2 separate regions of the Homo sapiens genome follow, and region 1 is linked to region 2. A link is a contact called in ENCODE Hi-C or POLR2A ChIA-PET data. All regions are on one chromosome and are shown on one strand. The core of a region is the stretch at or near the end of the contact, and the rest is flanking DNA. Distances in the headings are between cores, read along the strand shown.

Evidence for each region. Hi-C counts contacts between places; a loop is a spot of excess contacts on that map. ChIA-PET counts read pairs that join two places held with the same protein, here RNA polymerase II (POLR2A). Pooled maps may share reads with other maps.
Region 1: a loop to region 2 is called in a pooled map, with 4 times the contacts of the local background. The contact joins the promoter of PWWP3A here to the promoter of MEX3D in region 2. A Hi-C loop is called at or near these places in 2 of 50 pooled maps. POLR2A ChIA-PET finds 5 or more read pairs at or near these places in 4 of 52 experiments (A673, activated B cell, activated T-cell and 1 more).

The regions. Positions count from the first base shown.
Region 1 is chr19:1,352,295-1,359,001 of GRCh38, reverse strand. It overlaps PWWP3A (PWWP domain containing 3A, DNA repair factor), which reads right to left and starts at 4,043. Exons shown (of 14, transcript NM_001369789.1): 1 at 3,867-4,043; 2 at 2,553-2,678; 3 at 1,908-1,993; 4 at 538-608. The coding sequence starts at 2,609. RefSeq lists silencers at 3,835-3,904, 3,965-4,254, 4,139-4,299, 4,285-4,384 and an enhancer at 3,357-4,242.
Region 2 is chr19:1,565,923-1,572,992 of GRCh38, reverse strand. MEX3D (mex-3 RNA binding family member D) reads left to right here and starts at 4,668. Exons shown (of 2, transcript NM_203304.4): 1 at 4,668-5,529. The coding sequence starts at 4,935. It also overlaps the pseudogene RN7SL477P. RefSeq lists silencers at 4,389-4,438, 4,479-4,668.

The DNA of each region.
Region 1 (6,707 bases), core at 2,794-5,293, 210 kb after region 2:
CTCCACTTCCGACCTGCCTCGTGCCCCCCATGACAGTGCCTCAAACAATGGGTGCCACCAACCCCAGTGCCAGGCCACCCGTTCTCTCCCTTGGGCTCTGCTCTGGAATTTTAAACACACAACCAACTGCTTCTCAAACCTTGGGCTGAGACCAGACTGGCCAGGCAGCGACAGTACCACAGCAAATCTTACTATAGGAAGAGGAAAGGAAAAAGGAGGACCTCCCCCCTTATGGCAGCAAAGTCCTTCCTCGTCTTGTGTACTGGAGGCCACGGGGGTACGAGATGACCTTGATGCTCACCACTGACCATTCTGGGCGTCAAGAATAGGAGTGGTTCTAGGGGCAAATTCTGGAAAGGTTTAAGAAAGCGGATCCATTTTTCCTTCTCCTTCAGCTCAGGGGATTCGCGTTCCCTTGTATGAAGAAAAACATGGTGAACAGGGTGAATTTTTACCCAGAAAGCTGAGCCTTCACATTCTCCCAAATGACCTCTTATTTTATGAAAACCTAGTGGCCACTTAAAAATACGCTCTTACCTAACGAGGAAGCAATGGCTTCAATTTGAGACTTCTCTAGGATCTCAACTTCAGTGCTTTTCACCTTAATTCTGCAGAGACAAAATCGACGTTACACACCACCAGCCAACGCCGCCAAGACATTTTCAAACATGTTTTCCTTTAGATAACAAAAGAATTATTTTCATTTTCCTCCTCAACCTTCCACTTAAACCAAAAGTCACAGCCAACTAGGAATTCATCTGCCTGAGGTTACAGGCAGCAAGAACCCTGGTGAATGGTTTTTTTTTTTTTTTCCTTTTAAGACAGAAAAGGTTGGCTGGATTTAAAAGCAAAAATGAATTCAAATTGTGACTTTTATGAAGCAAATCCTACTTTCAACTGCACAAATCACTCCTTTGTTAGATTTTCAGAGTAGATGGTAATGTCACTAAAAGCTGTTTACAGCCCAGCAGGTGTGTTTTGGTTTAAAAGGATGTGCTTTCCTTTTAAACTCGAGTATTCAATTACCTTCCCAGCCGCAGGGAAAGTGTGAGCTAGGGACCAAGCGAGCTTCAGAGGCAGCTCTGAAGATGCAGGCAGGAGGGAGTGGGGCAGGGGGAGCTCCACAAGGAAGAGCAACAGGGGAGCCAATGCCTTGGACTACGCGGGATCAGTCTCCTTGCTCTCTTCAGAACTGGGAATTCTCACGACAGATGCACCCTCGCCAATCACGCAGGACTGACCGGGGCGTCGGAATCGCCGTCATTCTAGATGATCTACACCTTCCCGGTGCCAGACGCGCCCTCGCCACAATCACGCAGGACTGACTGGGGCGTCGGAATTGCTGTCATTCTAGACAATCTACACCTTTCCCAGTGCCAGACACTCACGGAGCAGAACAATGTGCCGCCTGGTCATCAGTTATTTGCCTTTTGAACGTTAAACGCTGGTTTAGAGTGACAGGCTCAAAAACCAAATATTTCAAAATTGATGGGCCTGTCACAGACGTTTCTGAAAAAAGACACACAGATCTCTGGGAAGGAAACATCCCTATTTTCCTGGCATGGCACTGATTAAGAAACAGTCAAAAAAAAAAAAAAAAAAGGAAATATCCCTATTTTAACCACAAATAGGGTCTACCCTGAGTATAATTTACATGTATTCAGTGTTTGTACCAATCTCTCCATAGATCTCACAGAATGCCTCGTTTGGATCTTCAGCTTCCAAACTGACATAAAATCAAACTAGTTGCTTTCTCATGAGGTTATTATGAGCATTAATGAATTACACAAATGGTGAATAAGCCCATTAAGAGTGGGCTGGGCTTCAACTGTTTTGGGGGAGTAGGGGATTGAAGTATCAGAAATCTACACGGGAAAAAACAGTATTAAAACAACACAACACTTAACTTTTCCTCTAGAGAGAGGATTTGCACAGCTAGAAAATATTCCTTTCTTCTCTTATTTTTTGTTGAAGTCGCGGTTCGGGCCAAAACCTACATTTAAAACAAAAGAAAATCCTTGTTATTACAACAGCTGACAGTGAGAAACAGTGGCAAACTTTAGCACAAATGCAGCAGGTAATCCTGAAGGCCTATAACCATGGGATTTCAGATATTTGGTCCAATCCCCATTGTTTCACAGATGGGGAAACTGAGGCATGAGAGGCCAGTGGCAGACAAAGACAAGGACCTGGGCTTTTGCATTGCAGCTGAGCACTGTCTACTGAATTGCTGGAAAGCATTCCCTGAACACGACCATAATTTACTATCACAGGGCTGCTTGCCAGATCTTTCCTTGAGTTACAGCCTTACATGCCTTTTTACAGCTGATTCTTTTTTTTTTTTTAGTGTGAAAAAAAAAAGACATTTCTGGAAGTGTAACCTTGGAAGCACTAGACCAAAACCCCATTAAATGGGGAACGAGAATCAGTGCCAACCGTGTTCTGGCTCAATTATTTCACTGAAGCAAATCCTAGGTATCTCCTGATCAAGATTTTACTTGTCACCCGAAAGTCATTTCTAAGTCCTGAAGTTACAGAATAATGGCTGTCACCTTCGCAGGCCATAATCGCTTTTCCCATCGGCAGAGGACATACTTGGCATCCGCCATCATTTACACTCATGTGGCAAGTGGCAATGATTTGGCACAACGTACTCCCAGGTCTCACGCCAATGTGTCCTGGAACGAAATTTGCACGGTGGTTTATACAACTGTTTGCTGGCGATGTTAACGCAGACACAGCCCTCAGGGGCAAAGGTTAGCTCGACTTAGCCTCAAGTAGATGGTTTAATTCCACAATCTTGCATTGAGATGCTCAATGCCAAAAAGCAGACTGACAAACAGAAACGACGGGGCTCGGTATCCAGGGAGGCGCCTGCATTTTTTCATAAATAAAATACAGCACAGTCCCTCCCAAAGGTTCTATCTAGATCAGTTTTAAAAGGCTCCTGAATAAATCATCTCCGTGCGGAAGACCTGCCTCCGACCTCGGCAGGAGAGGCATTTTACACAATCAAAGCTCACAACCCTCCCCAATTTGGGGAGTTAACAGTTGACCACAGCACACACACAAAAATAAGAGCGGAAAAACGACTGCTCTTTTGGCTGCCATGTCCCTGAAAGAACGGGGACAGCTGCAGACCGTTCACAGCATCAATGGGAAGGACTGGCTTGGCTGTTGACAGAAATGAAAAGGAGGTTTGGGGGTGGGGGTGGAATTTAGCAACAACGGAGGGGGGCGTCCCCGCAGCAGGGAAGAGGAGGTTCCCAGCAGAGGTAGGGGTGGCGTTTCCAGCAAGAGAGGGGATCACAGCAGCAGCAGAAGTAGGGGTCCAGGCAGCAGGGACAAGATTTCATGGCGGAGGAAGGGTTGCGGCTTGCAGGAACGGGGGATTCAGGCAACAGAGAAGGGGGTCACAGCAGAAGCGGGGGGGCTCAGGGAGCAAGAACGAGGGCTCACGGAGGAGGTGGAGCGGAGGGTCCAGGTGGCAGGGATGGGGGATTTCACGGTTGGGGGTGGGGAATCCAGGGAAGCAGATGGGGGTCCAGGCAAGAGATGGGGTTCACGGCAGACGTGAGGGGGATCCAGGGAAGGAGATAGGGGTCCAGGCAGCAAGGATGGGGGAGCGGGTCCAAGCAAGAGATGGGGTCCGGGCGGCAGGGACGGGAAAAGGAGTCCAGGCAAAGTGAGGGGCCCACGGCGCCAGGGGCGGAAAAGGGGGTCCGGGCAGAGTGGGGGACCCACGGCGGTAGGGACCGGGCGCTCCCGGAGGAGTCTCTAGGCCGGGGCCCCCCCTCCCCCCAGGCCCGGCCTCCTCGCCTCAGCCCCGCCCGGCGGAACCGAGGGGACGCATCCCGCGGGCTCACCGGGCCCCCGGCTTTCCCCAGCGCGGCGCCCCAAGCCCGGGCAAGGAGGCCGCAGCGGCCGCAACAGCGGAGGACCCGCCCGCCAACCGCTGCCGTCCGCGCCGCCCGCGCTCACCGCCTCCGCCACCGCCGCCGCCGCCGCCGCCGCCGCTCCCCGCGGGGCCGGGGGCGGGGCTTGCCTCGCGGCGGCGCCAAGCTCCGCCCCCTTCCGCCCGCTGCCCAATGGGACGCGCGCGCTCCCAAGGAGCGCCGGCCTCGCCCTCTCCGGCGTCCACGGCCGCGCGCCGGCCCCGCCCCTTCCGCCGCGCGTCTACCCCTTTTTCCCGGGAGTGCTGCCTGAGGAGACCGGTTGGCGGGGCATGTGTGGCCGCTCCCGGGCGCCGCCCTCCCGCGCTCCCGGCCCTTTGTCCTGCAGTCAGACCCCGGACACCGCCCTCGCGGGTCTCGGTGGGAAAACAGGCTCCCCCGCCCGCGGCGATCCCTGAGAGAACCTTCCAGAACTTTCGAGAATCTTCCAGGTCCTACGGCACCTCCCAGCCCGGGAGCTGCGCGCCACGGACCCAATTCCAGCAGATCCCAACCGATCCCAAAGCCAGGCATCCCCGCAAAGGCGTCATAAGCTTCTGAACTAGAGCAGGACCCACCTTGGGAGGGTCCCAAGACCCCGGGGGGCACCGGAAACAGCCGCGGGTGGCGGGAGCCCCGGAGCGGTCGCTCCATCAGTGTCAGGCCTTTCCCTGAGCGGTTTTTGATTTTTTTTCAGACGGAGTCTCGCTCTGTCACCCAGGCTGGAGTGCAGTGGCGCGAGCTCAGCTCACTGCAGCCTCCTCCTGCTGGGATTACAGGTGCGCGCCACCCCACCCGGCTAATTTTTGTATTTTTAGTAGAGAATACTAAATGTTGATCAGGCTGCTCTCAAGCTCCTGACCTCAGGTGATCGGCCTGCCTCGGCCTCCCAAAGTATTGGGATTACAGGCCTGAGCCACCTCGCCAGCCCCCACAGTTCTTTAAAAGCAAAGGAGGCCGAATTGGCAGATCCTTTAAGCCCAAGGATTGGAGACCAGCCTGGGCAACATGGCGAGACCCCATCTCTATAAAAAAGATACAGGCTCACTCCTGTAATCCCAGCAGGAGGCCGAGGCGGGCAGATCACATGAGGTCAGGAGATCGAGACCAGCATTGCCAACATGGTGAAACCCCGTCTTTACTACAAATAGAAAAATTAGCCGGGCGTGGTGGCGATGCCTGTAATCCCAACTATTCAGGAGGCTGAGGCAGGAGAATCGCTTGAACCCGGGAGGCGGAACTTGCAGTAAGGGGAGATCGCGCCACTGCACTCCAGCCTGGGCAACAGAGTGGGACTTCGTCTCAAAAAAGGAAAAAATTAAAAGACTTACAGCAGCATTCGTCACGCACTGGCCCCGACTCTTCAAGGGGAAGGGGCGACAGCAAAGCCGGCTCTAACTTCTTTTTCCTTCTCACATTTGCGGGAATAGAAGGTTTGTGTCTTCGGTCGATCCCAGCAACCTCAGCGACTGATTTTTTTTCCTTTATCAAGTTGAGAATGTTCACCTTTCACTTGTTTTTTATTTTTATTTACATTTTTGAGTCGAAGTTTGGCTCTGTGGCCCAGGCTGGAGTGCAGCGGCCCAGTCATAGCTCACTGCAGCCTCAACCTCCCAGGCTCAAATGATCCTTCCACCTTAGCCTCCGGAGTAGCTGGGACCACAGTGCGCACCACCATGGCTGGCTAAGATTTTTATTTTTTGTAGAGAGAGGGTCTTGCTATGCTGGCCAGGCTGGTTTCGACCTTTTGGGCTCAAGTGATCCTCCCACCTCGGCTCCCCAAAGTGCTGGGATCACAGGTAGGATCCACCTTGCTCAGCCGTCTCAGTTTGTCTATAAAATGGGGGTGGTGGTCTGTGGGTGGTTGGCAAGAACTATGTCTCTGATATCCTCTCACGTTAAATCTGAGCTGGCGGTGGCTCAGGCCTGTAATCCCAGCACTTTGGGAGGTCAAGGCAGACATATCGCCTGAGGTCAGGAGTTCGAGACCAGCCTGGCCAATATAGAGAAACCCCCATCGCTACTAAAAATACAAAAATTGGCTGAGCGTGGTAGTGTGCACCTGTAATCCCAGCTATTTGGGAGGCTGAGGCAAGAAAATCTCTTGAACCCAGGAGGCGGAGGTTGCAGTGAGCTGAGATCGCGTCAGTGTACTCCAATGTGGGTGACAGAGCAAGACTGACTCTGTCTCAAAAAGAAAAAAGAAAAAATCCTGGGCTGGCGTGTGACCTGCTTCAGCCCAGGGAATACAGCAGAAGGGGTGCTGTGCCAGATCCAAGCCTCTGCCTCAGGAGGAGTGGGGCCCAGTGCGGTGGCTCCCGCCTGTGCTTTGGGAGGTGCTTTGGGAGGCTGAGATGGGAGGATCACATGAGCCCAGGAGTTGGAGACAGGCCTGGGCAACATAGTGAGACCCTGCCTGTACAAAAACAAAAAAGAATTAGCCAGGCATGGTGATGCACACCTGTAGTCCCAGCTACCCAGGAGGCTGAGGCAGGAGGATTGCGTGAGTCTGGGAGGTCGAGGCTGCAGTGAACCGTGATTGCACCACTGCACTCCACATGACAAAGCAAGACCCTGTCTCAAAAACAAAACAAAACAAAACACAGCGTGGCAACAGCTCACGCCTGTAATCCCAACACTTTGGGAGGCCAAGATGGGAGGATTCCTTGAGCCCAGGAGTTCAAAGCTCCTATGAGCTCAAATGAGGTATATTTTTTTAATTTGTTTTAGAGACAGAGTCTTGCTCTTGTTGCCCAGGCTGGAGTGCACTGGTGC
Region 2 (7,070 bases), core at 3,419-5,918:
TAGCACTTTGCAGGGCCTAGGCAGACAGATCACTTGAGGTCAGGAGTTTGAGACCAGTGTGGCCAACACGTACTAGAAAGCACGAAAATTAGCTGGGCATGGTGGTAGGTGCCTGTAGTCCCAGCTAGTCGTGAGGCTGAGGCAGGAGAATCCCTTGAGCCAGGGAGGAAGAGGTTGCAGTGAGCTGAGATCACGCCGCTGCACTCCAGCCTGGGCGACAGAGTGAAGGGATTCTGTCTTCAAAAAAATAATAATAATAAATAGGCCAGACACGGTGGCTAACGCCTGTAATCCCAACACTTTGGGAGGCCTAGGCAGGAGGATCACCTGGGGTCGGGAGTTTGAGACTAGCCTGACCAACACGGAGAAACCCCTTCTCTACTAAAAATACAACATTAGCCAGGCGTGGTGGGCACCTGTAATCCCAGCTACTCAGGAGGCTGAGGCAGGAGCATCTCTTGAACCTGAGAGGCGGAGTTTACAGTGAGCCAAGATGGCGCCATTGCACTCCATCCTGAGTGACAGAGCAAGACTCCGTTCTCAAAAACACAAAACAAACAAAAAAAAACTGTATCCTAAGCAAGACAATGGATCCCCCAGGCCCACCCCTGGGCTTCATCAGCGATGATCACGGCTCCTCTTGTCTCCCATAACCCCCACCCTGCCCGGTCAAAATGCCTCCCTTCCTATGTGATTTTCTTCCAACATTCTCCCATGAAAAAATGTCAGACGCGGCCGGGCGTGGTGGCTCATGGCTGTAATCCCAGCACTTTGGGAGGCCAAGGCGGGCGGATCACCTGAGGTCACGAGTTCAAGACCAGCCTGACCGTCATGGTGAAACCCCGTCTCTACTAAAAATACAAAAATTAGCTGGACTTGTTGGCGGATGCCTGTAGTTCCAGCTACTCAGGAGGCTGAGGCAGGAGAATCGCTTTAACCCAGGAGGCGGAGCTTGCAGTGAGCTGGGATTGTGCCACTGCACTGCAGCCTGGGCAACAGAGCTAGACTCCGTCTCAAAAAAAAAAGAAAAGAAAAGAAAAGAAAAAGTAAAAAACATCAGATGCAGAGTGGGCCTGAGAGAATTTCACATTTCACGGTGACCACAATAGTGCCACCACCTACACCAGCGCTTCCCACCTGAGGTGACTCTGGGCCCAGGGGCCACGTTTGTGGGCATCTGGGCTGTCACAACCAAGGAGGTATATTATGGGTTGAATCATGTCCGCACAAAGATGTCTGTGTCCTCAACCCCACAACTTCTGAATGGGACCTTGTTTGGAAAGAGGGTCTCTGCAGACAAGTTAAGCCAAAGTTGTACGGGAGGGGGTGGACTCTCATCCCGTGACTCCTGTTCCCATGAGAAGAGGGAAACCAGGACACATACAGGGAGACATGGGTGTGTGAAGACAGAGGCCGAGGTCAGAGCGATGCGGCCACAATGAGCGATGAGGCCACAATGAGCGATGAGGCCACAATGAGCGATGAGGCCCAGAGCCCCCAGAAGATGGAAGAGGCAGAAAGGACGCTCCCCAGAGCCTTTGAAGGGGGCGCGGCCCTGCGCACACCTTGAGTTTTGACTCTGAGGCTCCAAAACTGGGAAAGAATTAAATATTCATTGCTTCATTCATTCATAAATTCATTTGTTTATTAGACACAGGGTTTTTTCTTTGTTTGTTTGTTTGTTTTTGAGACAGAGTCTTGCTCTGTTGCCCAGGCTGGAGTGCAGTGGTGTGATCTCAACTTGCTGCAACCTCCACCTCCCGGGTTCAAGCGATTCTCCTGCCTCAGCCTCCCAAGCAGCTGGCACTACAGGCTCACGCCACCACACCCGGCTCATTTCATATTTTTAGTAGAGACAGGGTTTCACCGTGTTGGCCAGGTTGATATAGAACTCCTAACCTAAGGTGATCTACCTGCCTTGGACTTCCAAAGTGCTGGGAAGACAGGCGTGAGCCACCGCGCCCGGCGCCCGGCTGACAATGCCATTAATAATTGCAAGTGGCTGGGCATAGTGTTACCCACCTGTAGTCCCAGCAGTTTGGGAGGCTGAGGCAGGAGGATTGCTTGAGGTTAGGAGTTCAAGACTAGCCCGGGCAACAAAAAGGACCCTGTCTCTACAAATACAAAAAGTAGCCCGGTGTGGTGGTGCACACCTGTGGTCCCAGCTACTCAGGAGGCTGAGGCGGGAGGATTGCTTGAGCTCGGGAGTTCTGAGCTGTAGTGAGCTATGCTGATCCAGCGTCTACATTAATATGATGACCTCCCTGGACTGGGAGGACCACCAGGTTGCCTAAGGAGGGCTGAACCTACCCAAGTCAGAGACGGAGCTGGTCAAAGCTCTCATGCTGATCTGTCCTGGGGTCACACCTGTGAATAGCCACTGCACCCCAGCCTGGGCAACAGAGCAAGACTCTGTCCGAAAAAGAAAGAAAAGGAAAGGAGAGGAGAGGGGAGGGGAGCAGAGAAGGAAGGGAGAATCCTGGTTGATACGGTGAAACCCTGTCTCTACAAAAAATACAAAAAATTAGCTGGGTGTGGCGTCAGGCACCTGTAGTCCCAGCCACTCGGGAGGCTGAGACAGGAGAATGGCGTGAACCCAGAGGCGGAGCTTGCAGTGAGCCAAGACTGCACCACTGCACTCCAACCTGGGTGACAGAGCGAGACTCCGTCTAAAAAAAAAAAAAGAAAGAAAGAAGGAAGGAAGGAAGGAAGGGAGAGAAAAGAAGAAATGAAGAACGAAATAAAGGATGAAAGAAAAGGAAGGAAGCAAGGAAGGAAGGAGAAGAAAGAAAAGAAAGAAGGAAAGAAAGACAGAAAAAAGAAAAGGAAGAGAAAGAAAAAAAGGAAAGAAAGAAAAGGAAAAGAAAAAAGAGAAAGAAAGGAAAGAGAAAGAAAGAAAAAGAAAAGAAAGAAAGGAAGAAAGAAAGAAAAAAAGGAAAGAAAGAGAAAAAAAGAAAGAGAGAAAGAAAGAGAGATAGAAAAACAATTCCAAGCATGGGCGTGCACGAAAGAGAAGTCCAGGACCCCAGGAGGGGAAGTGGGGCTGGATGCAGCCTGGGGTCAGGAGAGAGATTTTGGGTGGGGAAGGGCTCCAGGCAGGGGGATCCTGACCCTGCCTGCCTGGAAGAAGTGGGCAGAGAAGCCACCAAAAGTGAAGGGCCCAGCAGTGGGTGGCTGTGGCTGAGGGACTAGAAGAGTGGCTGAGGGGGACCCAGGGTGTGTGAGGCGGGGGGAGGGGACAGAGGAGAAGCCTTGCTAGGCAAAGGGGCAGGCTGCCCCACTCCTGCCCAGAGAGCCCTGCCTTCGGTCCAAGTTTGCACAGCCAGCCAGGGACAGGTCTGGTAGAAGAGGGGGGCAGGTAGACCCAGCCAGACAGGTTTATCACAAAAAACCCCACAGGTGCAAGGAAGGCCCCGAAGGACAGCTGGAGGAAGAGCCGCTGGGAAAGCGGCTATTTTTTTTTTTTTTTTTTTTTTTTGAGAGGAGTCTTGCTCTGTCAACCAGGCTGGAGTGCAGTGGTGCAATCTCGACTCACTGCAACCACCACCTCCAGGGTTCAAGCAATTATCCTGCCTCAGCTTCCTGAGTAGCTGGGATTACAGGTGCGCGCCACCACGCCTGGCTAATTTTTGTATTTTTAGTAGAGTCGGGGGTTTCACCATGTTGGCCAGGCTGGTCTCTAACTCCTGACCTCGTGATCCACCCGCCTCGGCCTCCCAAACTGCTGGGATGACAGGCATGAGCCACCGCGCCCGGCAAGGGTGGCTTTAGAGGTGGACAACGCCCGTTGCGGGGAAAGGCACCCCAGAAGAGGGTGGGGCTCCACATGGAGGGTTCTGGCTGGTGTGAGCCTGCCCTCGCCATGGAAGCACCACTGTGGTAGAGAGGTCTCTGGCTGGGGGCACAGAGACCGGGTCTGTGGCCTTGGGTGGGGCGGAGGAGGTGGCGTGGAGGAGGTGGCCTGATCCCAAAGCCGGGAGCCAGCCAGAGGGGAGCTAGGAGAGACTAGGGGAGAGGGACCTCAGGCCCTGGGGTGTGCATGATTGTGGAGCTGTCCCTGGCACAGAGGCTGGGGGTGGGGCAGGGGCCTGACCCTAAAGCCCACCTGATAGCAAGGGGTACTTGGGGACTGGGACCCCAGGCCCTGGGGGGTGCACCGTGGGGCGGGGGTTGGACCCTGGCACAGAGGCGGTGGGCGGGCAGGAGCCTGACTTCGAAGTCCAGTGGGATCGCGAGGGGGACTTGGAGAGGACCCCACGCCTTTATGCAGGGAGGTGGGGGTCCCTGGCACAAGGAAGCGGGCGTGGAGCAAGAGACCTCGCTTGGGGGCGACCCGGATCTCTAGGGGAAATTGGGGAGCGGGACCTCGGGCCCTGGGGCGCGCGAGGCAGGGACTCTCAGGCTTGGGGAGGGAGCGCTGTCCAGGCAGGGGCTGAGCCGCACACACCTGCAGCAGCGCCCGCACGTGCGGATGCGCCCGGGTTCCCGCCCGAGCGCCGGGCGGAGGCGGGGCCTGGACCACGTGCCCGGCGCCGGCCCCGCCCCGGCCCCGCCCCGCGCGCCTGCGCCCTGGGGGCCGCCCATTGTTGGGCCGCGGCGTGACGTCGCGGGGGCGGGGCCGGGGCGGGGCCGCGGGAGGCGGCGGGAGGGAAGGAGCGTCCCGCGCCGCCGCCGCCGCCTCGGCCGCCGAGGAGCCGCCGCCGCCGTCGCCGCCGCCGCCGAGCCGCAGCCAGAGTCGCTGCCGCCGCCCGGCCCGGCCCGGCCCGGCCCCGAGCAGCCCCGCGCCGCCGCCGCCCCGCCCGCCCGGCCCCCCGTGCCCGCCCCCGCCGCTGGATGCAGGCGGCCGGCGGCCCAGCTCGCAGAGGCGGAGGGCGGCGCGGGCGGCGGCGGCGGCGCGGGCGGCAGGAGCGCGGGCCCCAGCGCTAGCTCCCGCCATGCCCAGCTCGCTCGGCCAGCCCGACGGCGGCGGGGGCGGGGGCGGCGGCGGCGGCGGCGTGGGGGCGGCGGGGGAGGACCCCGGACCCGGACCTGCGCCCCCGCCCGAGGGCGCCCAGGAGGCCGCGCCCGCGCCCCGGCCGCCGCCCGAACCCGACGACGCGGCCGCCGCGCTCCGCCTGGCGCTGGACCAGCTGTCGGCGCTCGGGCTGGGGGGCGCTGGCGACACGGACGAGGAGGGGGCGGCCGGGGACGGCGCAGCGGCGGCGGGGGGCGCGGACGGCGGGGCGGCTCCGGAGCCTGTGCCCCCCGACGGACCTGAGGCCGGCGCGCCCCCGACCCTGGCCCCCGCCGTGGCCCCCGGGTCGCTGCCGCTGCTGGACCCCAACGCGAGTCCCCCGCCGCCGCCGCCGCCCCGGCCGTCGCCCCCCGACGTGTTCGCGGGCTTCGCGCCCCACCCCGCGGCCCTGGGGCCCCCGACGCTGCTGGCCGACCAGATGAGCGTGATCGGCAGCCGCAAGAAAAGCGTCAACATGACCGAGTGCGTCCCGGTGCCCAGCTCCGAGCACGTCGCCGAGATCGTGGGTCGCCAGGGTGAGTGGCCCTCGTCGGGGGTTGCTGTCCTGGGGGTCCCCGCACCGTCCGCCCCGGGGAAGGGGGTCGCCCGAGCCCAGCCCAGCCCGCGCCGGACGCCCCGCACCGGACACGCCCCGCGTGGGCTCCGGCCTCGGCCGCTGCCTTTGCGCCTTTGTCCTGCAGCCGCCGCGGGAGAAAGTTGGGCGCAGCCCGCGCTCCTCCCCTGCGCGCTCCGGCCCCGCCGCCGCCTTTGTCTGGGCCGCCTCCAGCCCGGAAAGGCTCCGGGGAGCCGCGCCGCAGCCCAGGCCCTCGGCCGCCCGCAGGGGCACCCCAGAGAGGGGCTCGAGGGCCCGGGGCTCCGGCCGGGCGGGGGGCGCCCCACACCCAGCACAGGCGGCGGGGCGGGGCAAGCGCAGGTTTAGGGGTGGCTTAGGGGGGCCGCCTGCAGGACCGGGAGAGAAGGCTGACAGTACAAAGAGCGCACGTCTCAGTCTCCAGCCTGGGGCCCTGACTGGGGTGGGGACGGGACCGGGCAGGAGAGGGTCCCTGCTCCACTCTCTGGCCCCGAGTCAGGGATTTCGGGGCCTGGGGAAGGACCGGCTGTCAAAGCCACTTCTGGGGTGCAGCCTGCTGGGCAGGCCGGCGGGCGGCAGGCCCCGGGTGTGGGGTCCAGCGGTGGCATCGTCGGAGCTTCCCTCTGGCCGCCCCATTGTTCTCTTTGTTAGAGAGCGAGGCTGAGATTTGCAGGGTGACATCAGGCCGGCCGCTGCTCATTGGCCCCCGAGCTGCGGGGCGGGCGGGCGGGTGGTGGGCAGTGCCTGGCCCAGCTCACACCCACCACCCCGTTAGCCACCCGCCCGCCTGCCTCCCTCAACTTTCTCCTGCCTTCCCGCCACCCCTCCCCGCTCCTGGGTCCCCGCTGACCGCCAGTGATCAGCCAGGTTCTAGAACTTGGGGTGGGGCCTTGGCGGGGCTGGTGGTGGGGCCGCAGGACACTTGGGCTGGGGGTCCCTGCCTCCCCGGGGCCCTCGGGAATCCAGGCCAGAGAAAGGTGTGGGGGGCTGGGATTGCAAGGTCATCTATGGCCCTGGCCTCAGGCGGGGGACCACCAGGGCGCCCTCCCCTCCGCCCTTTCCCTCGGTCCAGGTGGGTGGGGCACCACAGCCTCCTGTCTTTTGGTCGTTCATTTGTCCAGCTCATGTGGGGACCCACGGAGGGTCAGGCATGGTGCTGGCCCCAGGAAGCATGCTCTGGAGTGGTGGGTGGGGAGGGACTGGGTTCTGTCTCAGTCCTGCTGGCTGCCCTTGGTGGGACCCCCTGGCAGGAGGGCGCCCTACCATCCTGTTACTGCCTCCCCATTGAGGCCTTCCACCCGGCCTCCATGTCCCATACCCAGGGCCTAGAACGGGACAGCTGCCCTGTGCGGAGTGTCTGGGAGCCTGTGGAGACAGGCGTCCAAGCCGAGGCCTGGGGACCAAGTGACCAAAGGCACGAGCCTGAGCCTCCAGGTGGTGGAGGCTGTGGCTGTGTTCTTTGTGAACGCGCTTGTCCTGGCACCC